Linked DNA regions of Homo sapiens: region 1 is linked to region 2. A link is an interaction called in ENCODE POLR2A ChIA-PET data of the cell type or tissue named here. Cell type or tissue: B cell. All regions are shown on one strand. Each heading gives the region's core, and the rest is flanking DNA. Links, peaks and the distances in the headings are about the cores only. Region 1 has its middle 210 kb from the start of CXCR4. Region 2 has its middle 120 kb from the start of CXCR4.

Region 1 (5,376 bases), core at 307-5,306, 89 kb before region 2:
GTCTGAGGACAGAGTAAGAAGTGCTTGGAGGCCAGGTGTGATGACTCAAGCCTGTAATCCCAGCACTTTGGGAGGCCAAGGCGGGTGGATCACCTGAGGTTAGGAGTTCAAGACCAGCCTGGCTAACATGGCTCCCTCTCTACTAAAAATACAAAAATTAGCCAGGTGTGGTGGCCCACTCCCAGCTATTCGGGAAGCTGAGACAGGAGAATCGCTTGAACCCAGGAGGCGGAGGTTGCAGTGAACTGAGATCACGCCACTGCACTCCAGCCTGGGTGACAGCGAGACTTTGTCTCAAAAAAAAAAGAAGGAAAGAAGTGCTTGGAGCCAGAACCAGCAGCACAGCAGCAAACGAGGACGGAGTTTGAATGTAAATACGTCAAGGAATGAATGAACGAGAGTTGGTGTCATGGGCATGGTGCTGGAATGTGCCCTGCCACGTAGCTTTTGTGCTCCTACCAAAGGCTGATGGGGGATAAATGGGGGAAATTTCACTCTGGTGTCAGCCAAAAAAAATAGTTGTAGTTTTCTTAAGGAACTGTTTGGTTTTTATCCACAAATATTGTAGATCTTGTATCTAATCATGTCTCTAACTTTGCATGAAGACAGGGATTTATCCCAGCTTAAGGGCCAAGGGAAGAACTCGCATAGAAATAGCTCAGTGGTAGGGATGACTGGCTTTGTTGGGTGAGTATGTGGTGGTGTCCCTGTGGCTGGACATGACTGGTGTTTCGGAGCCTCGTCATATCCGCTAACAGGTCAAAATGCAGATCTTCGTGAAGACCCTTACCAGCAAGACCATTGCCCTTGAAGTGGAGCCCAGGGACACCATCGAAAATGTGAAGGCCAAGATCCAGGATAAGGAAGGCATTACCCCGGACCAGCAGAGGCTCATCTTTGCAGTCAAGCAGGTGGAAGATGACTGCACTCATTCTGACTATAACATCCAGAAAGAGTAGACCCTGCACCTGGTCCTGTGTCTGAGAGGTGGTATGCAGATCTTCGTGAAGACCCTGACTGGCAAGACCATCACCCTGGAAGTGGAGCCCAGTGACACCATGGAAAATGTGAAGGCCAAGATCCAGGATAAAGAAGGCACCCCCCCACCCCCAGCCCCGACCAGCAGAGGCTCATCTTTGCAGGCAAGCAGCTGGAAGATGGCCGCACTCTTTCTGACTACAACATCCAGAAAGAGTCAACCCTGCACCTGGTCCTGCACCTGAGGGGTGGCTGTTAATTCTCCAGTCTTGCATTCGCAGTGCCCAGTGATGGCATTACTCTGCCGTATAGCCATTTGCCCCAACTTAAGTTTAGAAATTACAAGTTTCAGTAATAGCTGAACCTGTTCAAAATGCTAATAAAGGTTTTGTTGCATGGTTAAAAAAGAAAAGGAAAGAAACAGCTCAGTGTTGCAGGAAAGGCCTGGATCATTATTTCAAAAACTCCATTTCTCAGACTGCTTGTCCTTGAATAAACAATATCTCAATAAAATAATGTAAGGAGAAATTGTATACTATGGCCCCATCTTGGAGCTCCATAATGCACTCCAGTTTACGAAAGGCTCTGAGAGGAGCTACACCAGAGAAACCTGCTGAACCAAACACTTCCCAAATGGGTGGGACCAGTGGATTTCCCTGCCCCACTTTTTAAAAATTTCCCCCGTAAAACACCAATGAATACCTTATAGGACATGAGCCCTCCTCTGAATACACGTTGAAGAAAGCTGACCTTGGTCAATCGCCCTGATCAAAGGTAACACCTAAAAGCGTTATATATATTCTCTCTCTCTCTTTCCTTCTTCACCTTCTCCCTCTTTCTTTTATTCAATCTCCCTCCCTCCTTTCTTCCTCTGTCTTTCCTGTCTTTTCTTCATCTGGAAATTTTCTTTCATTTCTCTCTTCTTCTCCCTCACCTTCTCGAGCAATGTGCTAAGACTGCAATGCACTGGGACTTCCAGGGGTCACCTGGAAACTCCTTGGGCCTAAGAGCCAAGGTTCCACCATAGCTGCAGCTGAACTGGTTTGCCCTCATCCCAGGAGCCATCCAGAGATTCCTATCTCAGCAATTTGCAAATGGTACTAAGGCCTCTGCACTGTTCTCAACAATGGCCCAATTAACTGCCAGTTGCATTTCAACAGCCGGAAGGTTAATTGGCTCACATGACAAGGATGGAGAGTAACCTGCACCCCATTAAATTGGTGTGCTCTCAGTACCATTCCACTGCGCTTTCTGCCCGTTTTCACATGTTCACGAAGCGTCCAAGAGACAAGTAAAAGACCCAGGCTTAAAGAAGAGGAATGGCTTCTCATTAGCGGTCCCATCTAGAAGCCTGCATTTTCTCCCTGTTCTCTGCCTCCCTCCCAGAGGCAAACGCAGGAAGTCATCACACCATTTCTGTGTGATGCTCTGCACTTTTGTCATTTAATGGATTCACATTGTTCTAATTTTTTGGTGTCTGGTCATCTGTGGAAATACTTGCTTTTTATTTCTGAAAAGCTTTGGCTGAGAGGTTTTTTGGTTTGTTCTTTTATAACACACACACACATTTATAGTCTCTAAGACTTCTCAGATAATTACTAGACCGCCGACTCTAACACACTGTTTCATCATATTCAAACTGACTGCCCGGATAGAAATCCATATTCTCTCTCTTATTAAGAACCGATTTCCCTTGAGTAATATCTGCCCTGCTATTTTACTCTAGGTAATATTGATCTTCCCACTCTCCTCCAAAGCGCCTTGCAGAGTGCCAATAATGTTGTAAAAGAAACCTTTTATTAATGAACTCCCCACAGCTTAATTTTGTTTAGATAAGTTAAAAAAAAAAAAAGACAGGAGAAAGGGTGCAACAGTTGACAAACTTTTATTTGCACCAAAAGTCTGGCCACCTGTGGAGTAGTTTATAGGGAGTCGGGGGTGTGGAGTGAGTGGGTGGCACTACTATAAACAAAGCTTCAACCAGCTGCCTGAGAGCTCTGAGTCACACAGAGCAAGCAGGATGTCCCACTAAGATACAGATTGTTTGATTACACCCAGAGACAACAGCACCAAGCCCAGCAGGGACTGACACATCAGGGCCAATCTCTTCACTCACTGTCCCAGCGATGCAGAGGGGCCCCCACCAAGAAAACCCAGGAAGCATTGAGAGTGGCTGTGGGCTGACGCGTCCTGTATGTTTGACGTAAACAGGAGTGTATTTTTTCCCAAGATCAGCCTCTATACAAAGAGATTAAATCAGTCCTATACAGAGGAACTGGTTTTCTCATGCCGACCCATGTTTGCGAATGCTGTCGAAAGTTCTTCAGAATGAAGCTAATCAAAGTGAAAGTGATGACAGGACAGATCGTATTCGAAATCCCAGTGACCTGACCACAGGAGGAGCCCCACCACCGAAACCCTGCAAGGAGGTCAGCAGCAAGACCAGGGCAGGTGCCTGGCAGAGGCCTCCGCATCTGCTGCAACCTGGGCCCTCCCAGCCTCAGCAAAAGGGACTTTGTGGCCACAGCTGCAGTTTATTTCACATTCTATAATGATAGCAACTAGGCAGAAGTGACTGTGGACTGAGCAGAACCATCTTCAAATTTGTTTTTATCCTGGCATAACAGATTTAAGTTAACCAGCTATTGATTAAGTAGAGAACATAAGATAGTTAAACCCACTCTGTGTTCTCCCTCAATATCTACCCCTTTAGTCTGTTATTATGCCAGAAATTCTCTCAACTGGGAACAATGTAATGTTATGATTTTTAAAGCCAATAACACTCTGGTTTACATTAGTTTACCTGAATGTTTGGTTGGATGGATGGATGGATAGATGGATGGGAGGATGGATGGATGTGTCAACCTATAATAAAATATTATAAAATAATCTAAAGAGTCAGAACCACCCATTTGTGAAAAACAAAATTTAAAAGCTGTTGGAATCCAAACTTTCTCTGTTTTTTGTTTGTTTGTTTGTTTGTTTGTTTGTTTGTTTTTGAGAAGGAGTTTCGCTCTTGTCACCCAGGATGGAGTGCAATGGCTTGATCTCGGCTCACTGCAACCTCCGCTTCCCAGGTTCAGGTGATTCTCCTGCCTCAGCCTCCCGAGTAGCTGGGATCATAGGCACCTGCCACCACGCCTGGCTAATTTTTTGTATTTTTAGTAGAAACGGAGATTCGCTATGTTGGTCAGGCTGACCTCAGGTGATCCACCTGCCTGAGCCTCCCAAAATGCTGGGATTACAGGCTTGAGCCACCATGCCCAGCCGGAACCCCAACTTTCAAAGAGTTTATTCAAGTGCAGTTTGAGGATGGCCTACCCGGAAACACCAATTCCAAAGAAATGGAGTCAGAGTTTAAAATACAGAAGTTAAGGTTTCATTTATATAGACAGAGACAGAGGAGTTTTTAGCAGGATTACAGCATTTTTCATAAAGTTGTCACATAGTTACAGCAACTTGATTGGTTATAGGCAGTTTCTTTTTGTAAAGGGTGCATTTGTCACCTTTTACAGAGGGTGTAATAGTCATGGGCTGTCTGTCATCTGGTCTAAGCAAAGCAACACAACACAGGGGAAGTTAGTCTGTAACAATGGTCATTAATTTAGAAGGCAGGAGGTTTTTGTCCTTGAGGTCATTTAATTGCCTCTAGCCATGATAGAGAACAAGAAAAATAAGAAAAATAGTTAATCTATAATCTGAGAAACAAAAATAGCAACTCTATGTGACTCAAATCACACTCACATCTCTCAAAGTGTTTTTTGGGTTCCAACAGCTTTTAAATTTTATTTCTCACAAATGGACGGTTGGATGGGTAGATGACAGGATAGATGGGTGGATAGAGGAATGAAGAATGAGAGAAGAGAAGGTAGGCTTAGACTCCAGAAAATGTAGAACAAGAAAGTAGAGCATGAGATCCTGCCAAACAGGACACATTTTGGAGGAATGCGGAGAATGGCTAAGAGATGAAAATCCGGGGAGTGGGGGACAAAAATGAATATCTTCTTCTCAGTTTTAAGGAAGTATCTTTTATAGTCAAGACTTTTGCTGCTTGTAGAGTCTTACACTATCAACTGTATCATTTCATTCAGCCATTCATTCAACTACTACACTAATTCCTTCCCTTCTCCAACTCATGGAATGTAAAGGAAAAGGACCCAGAGGGAATATTTTCTGGTTAAAGGTGTTTAGTAATTGAGCCTGTTAATAGAACTTTAGAGACCCCACTTTGTTCAGGGGTTGCTATGAGGCATAGTGGAAGCATACACCCTCAGCAGCTGGAAGACCTGAATTCTCTGAACCTATTGAGAGCCTTCAGCTCCTCTGACATACATGAATCCTCTTTTCCTGCTGTTCTTCTGAGTGCTTTACTCCACTCATTAATATGTCCGTAAAGAT
Region 2 (5,376 bases), core at 91-5,090:
ACGTCAGATTTCTTTTGTCTGTATGGGTGAAAGGCCATTTGTTGTTGTTTGCTGGTTGGCTGGTTTGGTTTCTTTTTTGAGATGGAGTCTTGCTCTGTCGCCCAGGCTGGAGTGGAGTGCAGTAGCATGATCTCAGCTCACTGCAAGCTCCACATCCCAGGTTCACACGATTCTCCTGCCTCAGCCTCCTGAGTAGCTGGGACTACAGGTGCCCGCCACCAAGCCTGACTAATTTTTTTTTTTTTTGTATTTTTAGTAGAGACAGGGTTTTACCGTGTTAGCCAGGATGGTCTCAATCTCCTGACCTCATGATCCACCCACCTCAGCCTCCCAAAGTGCTGGGATTACAGGTGTGAGCCACCGCGCCTGGCCAGTTTGGTTTCTTTTGTCAACTAAAAATGAAATGCAGGCCTTCTAAACTGACGCTGGATGTGGAAGCCCACTGACAGGTGGGTTCCTTCCCTCTCCCCATCTAAAACCTCCCATCCATCCATGATGCCTGTCCTTCCAACCTCATGAGGTGGCTTTGGAGAAGAAATGAGGTCATTTAAAGCATTACAACAAAACAAGGGAGTTTTTGTTTGGTTTGGGATTTGGTTGGTTTTTCCCTTGTTTTAAGTCATGACACTGAGCAGTATTGCCTCTCTTTCAATGGGTAAGGTAAGCACTTAATTCTGTAGTTCTAACTGAGGAATATGAAGGCCTGAGCTGGGATGTTGCTGAGCATGTGTGTCTCACATGTATGTGTGTGCACGTGCACACACACACACACTCTTACACAATTAGCCAGACAGACTTCCAACATGCCCCTCCATCATCACCCAGGTAAGACAAGTGAAGGGAGAATTCAGAGACAAGAGATTTTCCTTGCTCTTGTGACCCTATTGGCAGAAACACTGGAGGCCTAGACATTTCCACAGCTCCAGTGGTCCCACTGCTTGAGGTGAAAGTAGGAGAGAAGAGGAGAGGAGATTTGGCCTTCACCTCCCATGCCCCTGGGAAGTAGGGCAGTCAGAGGCAGCTCATCTGGAAACTGAGCCTTTGTGAAGTCCAGCTACAGCCTTGGAGATGCTGGTGGAACATACCCACAGCCATGCTCTGATTCTTCACAGCTGCCACAGCTAACCATTGCTTTTGCTCAGTGAAGACCTCACATGGAGAAGGAGCAGAATGTCAAGCCTCAAGTGTTTGTTTCTTTTTTTTTTTTTTTGAGACAGAGTCTCGCTCTGTCGCCCAGGCTGGAGTGCAGTGGAGCGATCTCAGCTCACTGCAACCTCTGCCTCCGGGGTTCACGCCATTCTCCTGTCTCAGCCTCCCGAGTAGCTGGGATTACAGGCACCCACCACCATGCCTGGCCAATTTTTGTATAGTAGAGATGGGGTTTCACCATGTTGGCCAAGCTGGTCTTAAAATCCTGACCTCAGGTGATCCGCCCACCTTGGCCTCCCAAAGTGCTCAGATTACAGGCGTGAGCTACCATGCCCAGCCTGTTTCGATGTTTTTTATAGATTCCCCCCGCCACACCCACAAGCTGCCATTGCCTTTAGGTAGGACAAATGTCCTCTCTTCTCACTTATCTTAGACAATTCCTTAAATCCATCCCTCTACTTTGACTAAAATATAAGCTAAGTCTGGAAAAGCTCAGGCCAGGAAGCTGTGTAAGTGATATCATAAATGTTCTACTCATGGATATAAATGTCTTAGGGCTTTGTCCCCTTCCAGCAAAAGTCAGGCCATTCTGTGGAAAGAAAGGTTAAATGAAGTGAAAATTAGTGACTAAAATGTTCCTCTTTCTTTAGTGAGAAAAAGCAAATCTGCATTTAGCAGCTTTTCTGCTGTCCCAACTCCAGGTATTTAACTGGAGCTAACCACTTTTGAAGTGAAGAGAAAAAGGGAGAGAAGTGAACCCAAGGATGGGAAAGGAGACAGGGCGAGACACCAGAAGGATGGCTGAGCCTGTTATGCCCAAAGCACCCTCATTCTAGAGCTGCATCTACGGGACTGGTAGTTCTCCTTAAGAGAGAGAGAACCACCGTTGAATTATTTGTAGGGACAGGGCAGAGATCACCCACTCCCACCACATCCACACAAGGGGGAGAAAGTCCCAATGTCTGAAAAACAAAAACTTATAAATAGGGAAGTGTCTGAGGCTAAGAAAACCAGCAGACACCTGACAATTTTCCTTACGCAAATCTCAACTAGTATACCAAAACAAGTGACTAAAGCTGGCATCACTTATGAAGAAGTTGACCTCTGTTTTCTACAGTCAGATGACTAGAGTCAGAGTCTTAAAAAACAGGAAGTGCCAGATGTAGTATCAAATGACCCAGACAGTGAAAAGTAAGGCAGAAAACTAAATTGGAAGACAGGAAGTCACAATCACACCACAAACAATACAGATATTTGTCTGAGATATGCTTGGCGGGGTGCCTTATCACGGCCAGAAAATGGAGGAGCACGGCCGAGATGTTTAGCAGAGGCCAGGCCACCAGCAAGGGCCAAACTGACACCCTCCTGGAAACCTCTTCTCTGCAGCTGAGAAAAACTTCAGGGCTTATATTGCTGGATGAAAGTGCCATTTGCAGGCTTAAGGCCAAATACCATTACTAAGCCCTGGGATTTAGCTCCTGAAAGAAAATCTCTGGCCCTCCCCCACCCCACCTCCTCCTTGCCCATCGTAAGAGTAGTGGCCCTCTAGTGTTTCTGGCAATGATTCCTCCTCCAGGTAACAGCATGTTCACCTTGCCCACCCCTCCCCTACTCTCAGTCTCCACTCAGCTGATTTGAGTTGGCCCATGATGCTGACAGCAAACCCCTGGTCATACTGACTGATTCAGGAGTTACCCTTTTGGAGCCCACAAACATGACTCCTGAGATTCTGCTGGAACTATTGGGAAATATAAGCTGTTCATCAACTGGAATTACTAATCTGGTAGCACAAAATCTTAACAGCTGCCAGAAGCTACCATGTGGACAGAACCTGCTGGGGAATTAAAACCAACACAAAGGAAAGCAGCACAATTAACACAGAGAAAAAAAAGAGACTTTGTCTTTAGGATTTGATTCCAAACTCCTGGATCCATCTTTACCTGAAGCTAGGCCACACTGCTGGATGTTTCAGCAGTGAGTCCAATCATCTCTTCTGATGGTTTCAGCTGGGAATCTGTTCAAAGAGTTATAATACAGTAAGCAAAGGGTCTAGTTTCTGGTCTTTATGAGGTATTCAGCAGGACCCTCTCTCCTCTTCATTTGTACTGATTGTCTGCAACTATATTCACCATGAGCCTTAAGCGAAACTTCTTTGTCTCTCTGAATCTTTTCTCCTCTGGGATAAAGAGGTTCAACCAGAACAGGACTCTAAGGTCCTATGCTGAAATGATGATTCCAGAACTTCGTGATATTCTCCTGAAATGTTTCAGATCCATTAAAGCTCAGAATACACTCAACTTTACATTCCAGTGAATGATTTCTATACCTTTTCTATATAGCCCAGAGGGTCAGTATTTGCCTGGACACTTTTTCAATATTACAGAAAACAAGTAAGAAAAATATAAGTTATCTGGAAAATATTGGTTGAGGAAAGTTCTTCAACTAAACATTACCTATGACTCTCTTCTCTAAAATCGAGGTGGCCAAAAGCCACAGGTATCGGAGATGTAAAAGTACTGCCCGTTTCTGCCACCCAAGATTTCTGTGGTCCCTGGGTAGGTGGTAGACTGCTAGTACCACAGACAATATGTGAAGGCACAGTCCTCAGGAAAATACAAGTTCCTTTAAAAAAATTTTTTTGAGACTGTGTCTTGCTCTGTCACCCAGGCTGGAGTGCAGTGGTGGGATCACAGCACTGCAACCTCAAAGTTCCTAAATTTAATTGTACACCTTTTTGATGAACTTTTTATTATCCAAAATTATTTAGGCTGTAAGTGACAAAAACACCAGCTCAAAATGGTTCAGACAAAAAAGCTTATTAATTTGGCTTGTGTAATTTTTTAAACGATCCACATTCAGGTACCCAGGTGCTCAAACACTGTCTTCAGGAACATGTCTCTCTCCCTCTGCCTCTTGGTTTTACTTTATTCTCTGGGCAAGCTCTTCTTATTTATTCATGTAGATAATCTACCAGCAGCTCCAACTTTATACCCTACCAAGTTAGCAGCCCCAGAGGAAAGCAAGCACCTCTTTGTCAATAGTTACATAAAAAACCCCAGAGCTAATACCCATCGGTCCAGCTTGACTTATATGTGTCCATCTCTGAAACAAGCACTATGATGCCAACTGGCCGGACCTAGGTCACACACATATGCCAGTACTCCAGAGGGTGGGGTCAGCTCTATCTGGCCCACACATTGGCTAAGGCTGAGGAAGGGATGCTGACCCCAAGGAAAACTAGAATGCTGCTTCTAAAGGAAGGGGAAATGGATGTGTGGCAGGGAAAAAACAAACACTGCACAGCTCTTGAGCCAAATACAAAAGGCCCAGCCTGGGGTGCAGTATGTTTCCTTCTAAATGGAGGCATCATTCTTTTCTCAAATGGGAGTAAAAAGCCCTATAGAGGGGTAGTGAAGAAGACACAGGAGGTCAGCTCCGTGGGCTGGAATTGAGGGTCAACACAGGCATTTGTCCCATGTGAAACAGCAACCAGTGCTTTGCAGGGCTGTGGAAAAGTTTCATTATTATGTATGAGAAGAACCTAGGAGGCATCTGATGTTGTCAAGGCTGTGCCCTGAGATGTGTTTGATGCCTTCCCTCTGCTCATTCAGGCCCCCATCTGCCTGGACCATTAGGCACTGCCACCATCATCTATGTGGTTAGACAGCACACATAGACCAGGGCCAGCCACTGCAGAGGTAACCGGCACTACCAGGCATCTCACAAGAGCATTGGCATTGAATGGCCTCTCTTTCTATCATGACCAGCTCAATTCCACTGATATTCCAGCTGGATCATGGCAAAGGCCTATTGACGAAAAACAATAGGGCTAGATCAAGGCTCTGGTGCACCTGAGTCACTGTGAGTCATATCCCCTGGAGGACCTTCTCAGCTCACCATTGTCATTAGTTAAAAAGACTCACGTAAGTCCGGCACACAGGAATGTCAAGTAGCAGCCAAGTTTGGGGGTGTTGTCCTTTGGCTTGGAAAATAATTCTCCACTAAGAAGTCCACTGATAATGGCACTCAAATGTCCCCCAAAGGTTGTTAATTTTAATTAGGGAGAATTTAAACTATAGCATCCGAAGGAATGACTAATATTTTAAAGAGTATGAGGTATTTGGTTTGCTTTGCCAGTCTTGTTTTAGCAATTTTGGTCATTCCTAATCTTCTGCAAGGACTTCCAAGGCTGAGTCTTAAGTCTGGCAAAGCAGAAACCACCCTGGT

Evidence for each region. Peaks named below come from ENCODE experiments on the same cell type or tissue, not always from the same donor. Only the 100,000 strongest peaks of a DNase experiment are listed, where the experiment ranks them.
Region 1: POLR2A ChIA-PET joins it to region 2 with 15 read pairs; 10 of 35 experiments call an interaction of 5 or more read pairs at or near these places.

What each region holds. Positions count from the first base shown.
Region 1 is chr2:136,325,302-136,330,677 of GRCh38, reverse strand. It overlaps the pseudogene UBBP1. Among named protein-coding and RNA genes, the nearest start is that of CXCR4, 210 kb to the right of the region's middle. RefSeq lists an enhancer at 3,231-3,360. In B cell, for the core only: no CTCF peak of the experiment used is centred there; a DNase peak (open chromatin) is centred at 3,187; H3K4me3 peaks cover 1,222 bases; H3K27ac peaks cover 1,281 bases.
Region 2 is chr2:136,235,873-136,241,248 of GRCh38, reverse strand. No RefSeq gene overlaps it. Among named protein-coding and RNA genes, the nearest start is that of CXCR4, 120 kb to the right of the region's middle. RefSeq lists enhancers at 2,011-2,080, 4,713-5,213, 4,310-5,376. In B cell, for the core only: no CTCF peak of the experiment used is centred there; DNase peaks (open chromatin) are centred at 1,128 and 2,238; H3K4me3 peaks cover 1,430 bases; H3K27ac peaks cover 5,000 bases.